Linked DNA regions of Homo sapiens: regions 1 and 2 are each linked to region 3. Evidence: chromatin contacts called from ENCODE Hi-C or POLR2A ChIA-PET data. All regions are on one chromosome and are shown on one strand. Each heading gives the region's core, a stretch centred on a gene start or an enhancer-like site at or near the end of the contact. The rest is flanking DNA. Distances are from core to core; before and after follow the strand shown.

Region 1 (4,111 bases), core at 1,419-3,918, 180 kb after region 3:
TCATGGATCTGGCGGAAGTCAAACTTGACACTGGCCAACAGCACATCGGTGAGGGCCTCATGGCCCAGGCGGATGGCCAGGTTGAGTGCCTCCCTCCAGCAGCGGTCCTCAGCCTCTTCCACATTCCACAGGGGCCAGCCTGGCCCACTGCTCGCTTGTGGCCTCAACCTCTGACTCCAGCAGCTGCTGCACAAAGCCCAGTCGGCCCTCCTGGATGGCATCCAGGAGTGGAGGTGGGAAGCTGAGCTTCCTGTTCACGATCTCAGTCCAGTTAGGCTGTTGGCGGACGAAGGAGTGGAGAGGCTAGGACCCTGAGTTTCAACTCCCTTTGTTTTGGGGCCTCTTTCACCCTTCCATGTTCTAGCACTTAACCCTCTATATCCAGCCACCATTATATTCTTCCTTGTCCCAAACACACACTGGCAAATATTGTCTCATTCACCATTTTATTGTGTAGATTCTCAGGTTAGGAAAATTGACACTGTACAGTGGGGGCTTTCTATTCTTCCCCCACTGGGTAGAGACTGGGGGCCCCTTCCTCAGGTGGGTCTGACCGGGGGCCCCTTCCTCAGCTTGACTTCTACCCTCACAGGAGCCCCCCAACAGCAGAGCTACCTGTGGGTACCTTGAGCAAGGGTAGGTTAAAGCAGGGGTGGGCTGCCCTGGCAGCCTAACCCCACATACGGGTGCACAGGATCTGTTCCGACCCAGCTCCCCTCTTGTTGACTTCATCTCCCAGCTGCTCTTCCCTCTTAAAGTCCTAGAGCCTCTCCCACAGGCAGGCCCGGACATGTCCACACAGGAGGGTTTTGTGTGGGCTTTTGCCAAGCCCCTCCGCTCTGACCAGGGCCCCAGCAGGATCCCAACATACTCTTTCTTCACCAATCCTCCCGCTTTGCCCTCCCCTGCTTTGGGGGGCATTTCTCCCCCTTGGCACTGCCTCATCCCTCTCTTCTACCAGGCCCGGCCCCATCCTCACTGCTCTTCTCTTCTGGGCCCAAGCTCAGGGTTCCAAGGGCTCTTCTCCCACCTACATAGTGATGTCAGCCATCTGCTTGGCAGCTAGGATGCCCCTGCAGTGCCTCTGGGCCAATCTTTTCTTTTATTCATGGGTAGAAATGGGAGCAGAATGGGAGAAGGTAGGGGAGCAGGCTTCTTACCGTGATGGGGTCCATGGCTGTGCCCACCTATGCTGGCACCTGTGCTGACAGGAACCGAAGGACTGAACTCCTGCTCAGTCTTCTCCCTGACTGTGCCTAGCACCCTCTTTTCTATCTATTCAAAACTCTGACCTGGGCCCTCTCTTTGCAGGACCAGCTGCTCCCCCTCTGCTCTGTACCCTGGGGACCAGGGGAACCGGTGTTAGTGCCACACAGTGAAATCTTCTGGGAAAGGGAAGAGAAGACATATTTGCTCAAAGAAGGTGGGAACAGAATTTGGAATATCACAGCTTGAGGGAATCTTTGACACCTTCTGGTCCAATCACCTCCTTGTGTAGATAAGGAATGGGATATGCCCAAGGTTCCACAGTCAAGCCTAGTAACTACTCCTTAGTCATTAACCCATCTGGTCCCTATCATAGCTCTGTGAGCGGGAGGATGGGAGATTTTTTTCTCTCAGTTAATTCTGGATGCTAAAATAAATAACTTGCTTAGTGTCACACACATCACCATTACCTGATTATGCCCAGGACAGGAGCCCACAAAGGAGACTGAGAGCTCGGTTCATGGGTTGCTGGATGTCAGCCTCGTGCTCAAAATCCACACGCACATTCCCAGCACACCACAGGATTTTATCTGTCAGGCAGCGTTTGCTCTTCACTGGGCCTCGGTTTTCCTTTCAGGAAAATGGGCATGAGAATGTGCACCACTCACAGAGGGAAAGACATTCTGGATGGTGTCCCAAGGCCCAAAAGTTCCAAGGAGACTTCCAAGGGGGAAAAGAACAGAGCTGGCCTTAGGAGAATCAGGTGCCATGGTCACAGAAGCCTTGACAACTGGGAATGGGGATCAGGCTAGGCACAGAGGTGCCCTCAGGCAGAGTCCTGAGGGAATGAGTGGAGAGGAGGAGAGAGGGAGCTTTGGCCTCAGCGGCTCTTCTCAGCTGTCAAGCGATTCAGTCCCAGTCTGTCACAGAGGGTGGGGCAAAACCACAGGACCTCATGGCTCACGCCTGAGGGAAGTCCCCACATATGCTGGCATGCTCTTCTACTTCTCTTGCTGAGAACCGCAACTGGCAGATAGGGCACGGAACCCAGGAGACAGGGGGTGAACTTTCTGGGGAGGACACCCACAGTACAGACTGGGACGAAGATGATGATGAGGAGGGAGAAGCTGGGTGAGGTGGGGAGGTCTCTCCACAAGTGGCAGCATGCTGGGGAAGAATCTCAATCCTGAAGGAACCTATGGGGGAGAGAAGGAGGTAAACAAAACGGCCTGCTCCCAGGCAGGATGTCACCCCAAGAAGTCTGTATAAGCTGTGAAGACAAATAACACTGATACACAGCAGACAGTGAGAAGTGCTAAGTCCAAGGGAATCAGATAATCCTGCAGAAGCTCAGTTGCGGGAGATGATCTGGGCAGATAAGAGAACACTTGGCAAAGTAGAACCGTTTGAACAGAGACTGAAAGAGGAACCAGCATTTGGACACGTAGGAAAAAGTTACGAAGGAAATTCTAGGCCCTCTCCGATCGTGTTTTACATTGCTTGGTTTCATTCTTCTCCTGAGGGCAGGGCCCATGTCCCTTCCTCAGCTTAGCTGGCACACTGTGCTCAGTACACACTTGTCTTGAATTACACTTGACTAAAAATACAGTTCCACACCTGAGAGCTGCAGAGATGACAGAAGCCAGCACTCCAAATTCAAATGTTTCTTGGCAGTACCCCCAGATCTCCTATTCCTCCCTCAAGGAATGCCTAGTTGTCATACAACAACTCCCTGTGCCCAAGCATCTTACCTGCACAAATCGGGCACTGTCCACTATCCTGGCCACCACTGCTTTGGGCCTGGGGTCGGTGCTGTTTTTTTTTTGCCATGCTCTTGCTGTCTCCCTCCTGTTTGGCCAAGAATTAGAGTTGGATAAAGGCCTGTGAGAAAGAACAGTTAAAGACCAGCTATTAGTAAGAGGCCATAAGGGCTGAAGGAGCCTGAAATCAGAGCAAAAATAATGTAGAAGAGTTAACATAGACCTAGAAACCCTGGGTTGGGGTCCTGGTTTTCCCACCTGATATACCAGACTTGAGGGAAGACATTTAACCTTTGAACATCTGAGAACAGAGATTCTATTACTGCCCTTGGGTTATTATTTTTTAATTGAAATATAGTACACATACCATAAAACTCACTCTTTAAAAATATAAATTCAAGACCAGGCATGGTGGCTCACACCTGTAATCCCAGCACTCTGGGAGGCCGAGGCAGGCAGATCACCTGAGGTCAGGAGTTCGAGACCAGCCTGGCCAACATTTACCTGTCTCTACTAAAAATACAAAAATTAGTTGGGCGTGGTGGCGGGCACCTGTAATCCCAGCTACTCAAGAGGCTGAGGCAGGAGAATTGCTTGAATCCAGGAGGCAGAGGTTGCGGTGAGCTGAGATTGTGCCATTGCATTCCAGTTTGGGCAACAAGAGCAAAACTCCATCTCAAAAAACAAACAAACAAAAACCAAAAATTAGCTGGGTGTGGTGATGCGCACCTGTAGACCCAGCTTGGGAGGCTGCAGCAGGAGAACAGCTTGAACCTGGGAGGCTGAGGTTGCAGTGAGCCGAGATCATGCCACTGCACTCCAGAATGGGTGAAAAGCACAACTCCGTCTCAAAAAAAAAAAAAAAAAAAAAAAAAAAATATATATATATATATATATATACACACACACACACATACATATTCAATTGTTTCAATTGTTTATATATATATAAATTCAATTCAAAACCCTGTATTGACAGAGTTGTGTAATCACAACCATGTAATTCCAGAACATTTTCATTACCCCCAAAAGAAACCCCAAACCCAGGCTGGGCGCAGTGCCTCACGCCTGTAATCCCAGAATTTTGGGAGGCCAAGGCAGGTGGATCACCTGAGGTCAGGAGTTCAAGACCACCCCGGCCAACA
Region 2 (3,772 bases), core at 99-2,598, 160 kb after region 3:
CCTGACCTCGTGATCCTCCCACTTCAGCCTCCCAAAGTGCTGGGATTACAGGCGGGAGCCACTGCGCCCTGCCCTGGAGCTGTTTTTCTAACAAGCACTCAGAAGCACCTCCCTCCCCACCCTCCTCCAAGCCTGGACCCACCGTATGTCTTCCCGTTTGGTCTACAGAAAGGATTCTGGGAGATAGCAGGATTCTAGGTGGAGGAAACTTTTTATTTGGCTGACACTCTGAGGGGATGGGGGGACAGGGATGGGGAAAATTAATGAGCCAGACCAGGATGGATTCCTTTGGGTAGCTCTAATCTTTCGTGCCCACCTCAGCCCCAGCAGGCAGCATTTCTCAAATCCTAGCTTTCGGCGACCCTCCGGCCGCTGGGGGAAGGAGGGGTGACAACCCCACCTCCTCCTGGCTCTGGCTGCTAGGAAGCTCTTCCCTGAGTTACCAATTCCTCCGCTGGCCCCTTCTCCCATGACCTCTGACGGGGCATCCAAAACTCAGAGCCAGGTTATTTATAGATAAGCCCAGAGGAGGTGGGGGAAAGGCCAGTGTTTACAAACATGGGTCACCTGAGTCTGAGCGGCCACGAGAGCGGTCTGGGGGAGGGGCGAGACCGGACCCTGTGGATCTGCGACCAAGGGCTCTGTCTCTGGCCCAACCCCACTGAAGGCGAATGGGGAGAGGGCCCAGAGCAGGCAGGGAGTGGGCGCTGCTCAGATGCTGGAGCACGTGGCCCAGGGTGTGGGCCAAATGCAAACTGTATGCAAATCGCAGTGCTCCGGGGGCGACCTCTCGGCCGGCGGGACCCCCGCGGGGCCCCTGGCCTGGTGGGCCGGGGACCAGGGGCCGACCGGGTCAGGGCCCGCCTGAGGGAGAGGCCGAGTCTCACAAGTTTCCTCCCCATCACTCACAGCCAAAGAGGGTCCCGCAGAAAGACCCCGCAGGCCTTGAGAAAGGGAATTGCTCCTCAGTCCCTGCCCTGGCGCGCCCGCTCCCGGCCCCGCGTGCGGCGCTGGGAAAGGGGTGTCGGGTTACCAGCGCGGGGGCTACAGTTAGCCTCGAGAACCTTTGCTTTCAGCCGGACTCCGGACTCCTCCGGGGACAGCGCAGCGCCCGCCAGAGCCCTCGGCGCTCCCTCCCGCTGGCGGCTTCCGCAGCCTTCAAGTGGGTCCTCCGCCCCCGGCCCTCCCCTCTCAGGCGGAGCCAAACTGCGGCCCCGCCTTTACAGTCTCGGAAAGGTCCCCAGACTGGAGGCTCTGAGGAAGGGGTGTGGGGAGTCGGGGGCGGAGACTTGGGGCGGGGGGCGGGCAATAAACTCCCAGGCCCCGCCCACGCCCCGCCGGGGCCCTAATCCTGGACCCGGGATCCCGTGCGCCTGGAGACAGGGTCCAGATCTGCCTCCAGCCCCTCGAAACCAGGACTCCAGCACCTCTGGTCCCGCCCTCACCCGGACCCCTGGCCCTCACGTCTCCTCCAGGGATGGCGCTGGCGGCTTTGATGATCGCCCTCGGCAGCCTCGGCCTCCACACCTGGCAGGTAACTCCAGGAACCATCTCCTAGCCCCAAGGGGGACATTAAGGGACAGACCCTGAGGAAGTGGACCCGGGGCTGACTCCTCACATCCCTCTCCCAGGGACTCTTCCCTAGGATTCCACTCTTAACTCTCTTCCTCTCAGGAACCTCCATCTCTGCAGGGAGCCCCAAGTTCCCATTCTGTCTCCTAGAACCCCCATCTCCATCCCTCTCTGGATGCCTCCAACGTTCTCCTCCCCACCTCTCATCTCCCAGCGCAGGCACAGCCCGGCAAAGCCTCCTTGGGTTACCTGTGTGCTGCAGTCCTGGCAGCCCGTCCCAACCAAGGCTTGGCCTCCCCACCACCCCTACCCCAAATGTGGGTACAGAGCAGGGGAGGACTCAGGCGTCTCAGAGCTCACAGTGATTTGGTGTGGTGGCTGAGCACCTACCTGCAAGGGCTTCCTGCTGGATGAGAGGGAAAGAGAGCCCGAGGAGAATGGGGCTGGGGGTTAGGCAGCTGGACACTGGCTGTGTGTAATATTTGCACATCACCTGCCTGCCAGATCTTACAGCCGGAAAAGTGCTTGATAGTCATCTAGTCCCACCTCCCACCGACTGCAAGAACCTTTCTAATGACAGGATGACCCCTTTTAGGTTGTACAGAAGTAATGCTCTTTATGCTGTCTTCATAATAACTGTGAGGTTGGAAGTATCCTCAAGTCCAGAAAAGTTATGACACTTGCCCAAGGCCTCACAGCTAATAGGTGGTAAAGTCAAGATTTCAGCCTGCGCGCGGTGGCTCACTCCTGTAATCCCAGCACTTTGGGAGGCTGAGGCTGGTGGATCACTTGAGGTCAGGAGTTCGAGACCAGCCTGACCAACATGGTGAAACCCTGTCTCTACTAAAAATACAAAAAATTAGCTGGGCGTGGTATTGCGCACCTGTAATCCTAGCTACTTGGGAGGCTGAGAGAGGAGAATTGCTTGAACCCGGGAGGCAGAGGTTGCAGTGAGCCAAGATCGTGCCATTGTACTCCGGCCTGGGCAACAGAGCGAGACTTCGTCTCAAAGAAACAAACACAAAAACAAATTAGCCAGGCATGGTGGCATGCACAGGTAATCCCAGTTAGTTGGGAGGCTGAGGTGGGAGAATCACTCCAACCTGGGAGGTGGCGCTTGCAGTGAGCCGAGATCTCACCACTGCACTCCAGCCTGGGCAACAGAGCAAGACTCCATCAAAAAAAAAAAAAAAAAAAAAAGATTTCAGTCCATGTCTGACTGACTCCAGTGCCTGTGTTATTTAAGCCTCTTATTGGGCCCTTGCCAAATTGCATATACCTGATATTTAGGGATAGAAATGAGATTCTGTGTTTCTGGATGGGTTTGCCCCCAGGACCCATGTCCAGTGCTCTGAACTTATGCTCTTTTCGGTGTGGCACCTCTTTTGCTCCACAGGCCCAGGCTGTTCCCATCCTGCCCCTGGGCCTGGCTCCAGACACCTTTGACGATACCTATGTGGGTTGTGCAGAGGAGATGGAGGAGAAGGCAGCCCCCCTGCTAAAGGAGGAAATGGCCCACCATGCCCTGCTGCGGGAATCCTGGGAGGCAGCCCAGGAGACCTGGGAGGACAAGCGTCGAGGGCTTACCTTGCCCCCTGGCTTCAAAGCCCAGAATGGAATAGCCATTATGGTCTACACCAACTCATCGAACACCTTGTACTGGGAGTTGAATCAGGCCGTGCGGACGGGCGGAGGCTCCCGGGAGCTCTACATGAGGCACTTTCCCTTCAAGGCCCTGCATTTCTACCTGATCCGGGCCCTGCAGCTGCTGCGAGGCAGTGGGGGCTGCAGCAGGGGACCTGGGGAGGTGGTGTTCCGAGGTGTGGGCAGCCTTCGCTTTGAACCCAAGAGGCTGGGAGACTCTGTCCGCTTGGGCCAGTTTGCCTCCAGCTCCCTGGATAAGGCAGTGGCCCACAGATTTGGTAATGCCACCCTCTTCTCTCTAACAACTTGCTTTGGGGCCCCTATACAGGCCTTCTCTGTCTTTCCCAAGGAGCGCGAGGTGCTGATTCCCCCCCATGAAGTCTTTTTGGTTACCAGATTCTCTCAGGATGGAGCCCAGAGCTTGGTGACTCTCTGGAGCTATAATCAGACCTGTAGCCATTTTAACTGCGCCTATCTGGGTGGTAAGCTGTGCATGGGGGAAGCAGGACTGGCAGTGTGGGTGAAATAAGCCAGGATGTCCTTACACAATAATCCC
Region 3 (3,983 bases), core at 290-2,789:
CCGAGGGTAAATAATAGGATACAAAGTGACAAGGCTTTAACAGAGGCCTGCCCAAGCATTAGCTCAACTCGCTGTGAAAGCTTGGCAAATGTATCACTGAGAAGATGGGAACATTTGAAATACCCGTCCTTTAAGAATAAGTAGGGGTTCGGCTGGGCGCGGTGGCTCACGCCTGTAAGGCCAGCACTGTGGGAGGCCGAGGCGGGCGGATCACCTGAGTTCCGGAGTTCGAGACCAGCCTGGCCAACATGGTGAAACCCCATCTCTACTAAAAATACAAAATCAGCTGGGCGCGGCGGCGAGTGCCTGTAATCCCAGCTACTCGGGAGGCTACGACAGGAGACTCTCTTGTACCTGGGAGGCGGAGATTGCAGTGAGCCGAGATCGTGCCACTGCACTCCAGCCTGGGAGAAAGAGGAGACAGAGCAAGACTCCATCTCAAAAAAAAAAAAAAAAATTAGTTCATGGGCGAGGTGGCTCACGTCTGTAATCCCAGCACTTTGGGAGGCCGAGGCGGGTGGATCACTTGAGATCAGGAGTTCGAGACCAGCCTGACCAACACAGTGAAATCCCCGTCTCTACTATAAATACAAAAATTAGCTGGGCCTGGTGGCGGACGCCTGTAATCCCAGCTACTTGGGAGGCTAAGGCGGGAGAATCGCTTGAACCCGGGAGGCAGAGGTTGCAGTGAGCCGAGATTGCGCCAATGCACTCCACCCTAGGCGACAACGCGAGACTTCATCTCAAAAGAAAAAGAAAAAAAAAGAATTAGGGGTTCTCCACGTGCAGCTGGGAAAGACGTTCCAACAATCCTCATTTGTACCAGGCCCTTTGGTGGGCCAGTCCCTTAGGGCATCTCTAATGCTCCTAATGTCCATCCTAGAAATTCAGGGAGGGAAAGAAAGTGCTGGGGCGAGCATGGGTCAGGAGAGAATAGGGTCAGGATTTAGGGCCCTGAAGAAGCCTCGGGCAAACTCTTTGGACAGACAGACCTTCCAAGAGGGCCCTCAGGCTCCGCACGTGGTCTGGGCGGGAAGTGCGGGCAGAGAGACTAGGAAGCCTTCCCAGCAGCGCCGGCGGACCGGGGCAAGGAAAGGGTCGAATAGTTACCATGCCATTCTGGGGCCGTCCCTCTGATTGGCCCGAGCTCCCTCAGCCCGAGTCGCGGCGCTCCAAGGAAGGGGGCGGAGTCTCTATGTTGCGTCACCACCCTTCCCGACACCCCGCCGGTGCTTCCCAATCTAGCCATTCACAAGCCCACTTCGAGAGGCCCTGTGTGACGTCACGACACGCTCCCGCCAACCGCGGCGGCGAGGGGCGGGACTCCACGGCCCTCTCACCGCTCCTACCCTGTGCCTCCCCGAACTCCTTCTGCCCCTCCTCTTCCCTCTCGCCCCTTCCCCCTTCAGTTCGGTTTCAAAAGACGCGTTGCCCAATGAATAACAGGGTCGACCCAGAGTGGCGGCCGCGTCCACCAATTCGCGGACGGCGAGGGCGGAGCGTCCGCAACGAGCCTCTGACGCCGGGCGGCGTGTGACGCAGTCGGGCCCTCTGCGCGCTGCGCCCGAAGCGGCGGTCGGTGGCAGGGGTGGTAGCGGCGGCGGCGACGGTTTCGTGGGGGCCGCGCGCTGCTCTGTGAGCGGCGGGTGGCAGCAGGGGACTCCTGACACTTCCCCTTCCCCACCGAACCGCGGTAAGTCGGGAGCCCGAGCTGCAGCGGCCGAGACCGGCAGGTTTCTCCCCCCTTCCGGGCGGGCGGACGCGCGGGGCGTCTCAGGGCCTCTCCGCTTCGAAGTCTAGCGCCGCTGCGCGCACCTTCTGGCCTGAGAGAGGGGCGGTGCTGAGGACCCGGGGGCCCGGAGCCCGGGAGGCCCGGCTTTGGAGGCCCTGGGAGAGAATGGACATCAGTGGGGTCTAGGCCTGGAGGTCTCCAGTTGCTGCCCACGCGAGTGGGTGTCTGTCTGGTTGTACTCATTCATTCAGTGGTGTAAGGACCCCACGGTGGGCTGGCCTTTCCGGGGTCAGCGCCTTGAAACCCTGAATACGGTCTGCCCCGCACTTCCTTGACCGTCATGTGGGACTGGGCTTTATTTGCCTTGGCTTCTCCATAAGGGAAGTGGGCACCCCGAGGATTAGGGTGAGTCCGAAGTTTGGGAGATTTTTAAGATAATATCTGAGAATAGGAGTCGGTTCGGTGGAGCAAAAGGTTCTTTTCTATTTTCCCACGTGTTCAGTGTAAAGCCAGATGAGGAGACAGATTGAGTTTCTGGATTACTATAGCCATAAGGACTTTAGAAATTGTTTAAGTCAATCCCCCTACCTTACATCAGTTTTGTAGATGGGGAAACCGAGGCCCGGAGTAACAGGCAGGATTAGCCAATGCCAGATTTTTGACAGTCTAAACAGTTTTCTACTACCTCACCCTCCCTGGATATTTCAGTCTCCCATTATTAAGAATTCCCTTTAGGAGGTCGGTGCGGCATGGACATTAGGTAGCTAAACGTAGATGTAGTCTTCACAGCGTTTTCCGTTTAGTTGCTACCAGCTCTGTTCACGGGTAAGGTGGAAGCTTCGTTAGTGGTACCCTAACCTAGAGCTTGAGAACTAAACTTAGAAGATGGTTAAAGAACGTCAGCGTTGTTATGTATCGGAAACAAATCGGTAAAACTACAAGCCATTGTTTCCCTTTCTAAATCTGAATTTTTTGACTTGTGTCAGCTGATGAGGACTCGGAGTCAGTTAGGGATTTATAACAGTACTGGAATAGAAAGCAGGAAATATTGATAAGACTTAGAAAGCCAGGTAGGAGTCCGTTTGTAGTAGTTGTACCTCGGAACTCATGGCTCCTTTCAGGTACAGAATTCAAAGTGAAGTATTATAGTAGAATAAGGTGAGGAAATAAAACTCCGTTTTGGAGGAAGAAGCTAACTGGAATAAAGAGCAAAAAGAGAGCAGTGATCATTCCCTGTGACGGTCTTACAAATTCGAAAAGAAACTCGAGTTAACTGGGTTACAGTATGTTTACCTGGTGGAGGAAGTTAGGGTATTTAAAAACCAAAACTAGAGGTTGGACAGGATAAAGGTACTGGGAAATACTTGGGTAAAATTATTCTTTTTGACTCTTCAGATTTGATGAAATTGAATTAGTTGACACTTGGTTCTGTACACATCAGTAAGATTGTTACTTTGTTCTTGTATAGATGACAAAGCATAAACTCAGAACTAGTAGTGCAGAAGAGAACCGTAGTCTAAATAGTAAAGCGTGAACAGGGTATGTTTTCCGTGACATTTTCTCAGTTCAGGCATCACCCTCTTCTGGGAAGCTTTTCTTGGCATTCTCTTCTCTGCAAGCTTCCATAACACTTATTTGATATTTCTATTTATAGCACATATCATTTTTATTTTAGCTGTTTTTTTAATTAGGCTGGTAAAATATTTTCATCTTATCTTTGTTGTCCAGTTGCTTGCCACATAGTAGGCCCTCAGTAAGTGTGTTTACTTGAATGAATAGACAAATATGGAGGAGTTATACCTAACAGTAGTCAATAGAGAGGCTCCTGAAATATGGGGCCCAGATAAGATAGTTCCTGCTGTTTATATGTTATGTGATACTTTGGTCCCTGACATTTATTTGTTTATTTATTTATGAGATAGGGTCTCACTCCATCACCCAGGCTAGAGTGCAGTGGCGCAATCTCGGTTCACAGTAGCCTCTACCTCCTGGGCTCAAGCAATCTTCCCACCTCAGCCTCCCAAGTAGCTGAGACCACAGGTGTGCACCACCATACCCAGCTAATATTTTTTTGTATATTTTGGGTAGAGACAGGGTTTCGCTATGTTGCCCAGGCTGGTATCGAATTCCTGGGCTCAAGCCATCCCCCACCTCGGCCTCCCAAAGTGCTGGGATTACAGGTATGAGCCACTGTGCCCAGCCAGTACCTGACTTTATGTCTACTAGGTCCTAGATAACTAAGAGCAAGTAG

What was found. A loop is a pair of places that touch in the nucleus more often than their neighbours do. ChIA-PET counts read pairs that join two places held with the same protein, here RNA polymerase II (POLR2A). Pooled maps may share reads with other maps.
Region 1: a map of gastrocnemius medialis shows a loop between it and region 3 (2.2-fold over the local background). The contact joins the enhancer-like site here to the promoter of NUP98 in region 3. A Hi-C loop is called at or near these places in 1 of 168 maps with a recorded cell type or tissue (gastrocnemius medialis) and 11 of 50 pooled maps. POLR2A ChIA-PET finds 5 or more read pairs at or near these places in 1 of 52 experiments (HEK293).
Region 2: a loop to region 3 is called in a map of gastrocnemius medialis, with 8 times the contacts of the local background. The contact joins the promoter of ART5 here to the promoter of NUP98 in region 3. A Hi-C loop is called at or near these places in 1 of 168 maps with a recorded cell type or tissue (gastrocnemius medialis), 1 of 37 single-sample maps with no recorded cell type and 10 of 50 pooled maps. POLR2A ChIA-PET finds 5 or more read pairs at or near these places in 1 of 52 experiments (GM12878).

Annotation. Positions count from the first base shown.
Region 1 is chr11:3,612,873-3,616,983 of GRCh38, reverse strand. It overlaps the pseudogene XNDC1CP. Among named protein-coding and RNA genes, the nearest start is that of ART5, 27 kb to the left of the region's middle. RefSeq lists enhancers at 399-923, 924-1,448. Within about 2 kb of position 2,668, at least 5 of the 41 ENCODE cell types and tissues checked have a DNase peak (open chromatin) inside an H3K27ac peak, as active enhancers do; they include gastrocnemius medialis, where a contact is called at or near this core.
Region 2 is chr11:3,639,568-3,643,339 of GRCh38, reverse strand. ART5 (ADP-ribosyltransferase 5) reads left to right here and starts at 1,348. Exons shown (of 4, transcript NM_053017.5): 1 at 1,348-1,534; 2 at 2,969-3,698. The coding sequence starts at 1,478. RefSeq lists a silencer at 739-788 and an enhancer at 928-1,641.
Region 3 is chr11:3,795,110-3,799,092 of GRCh38, reverse strand. It overlaps NUP98 (nucleoporin 98 and 96 precursor), which reads left to right and starts at 1,539. Exons shown (of 33, transcript NM_016320.5): 1 at 1,539-1,693. It also overlaps a transcript of PGAP2 not described here. RefSeq lists silencers at 1,523-1,692, 1,773-1,862.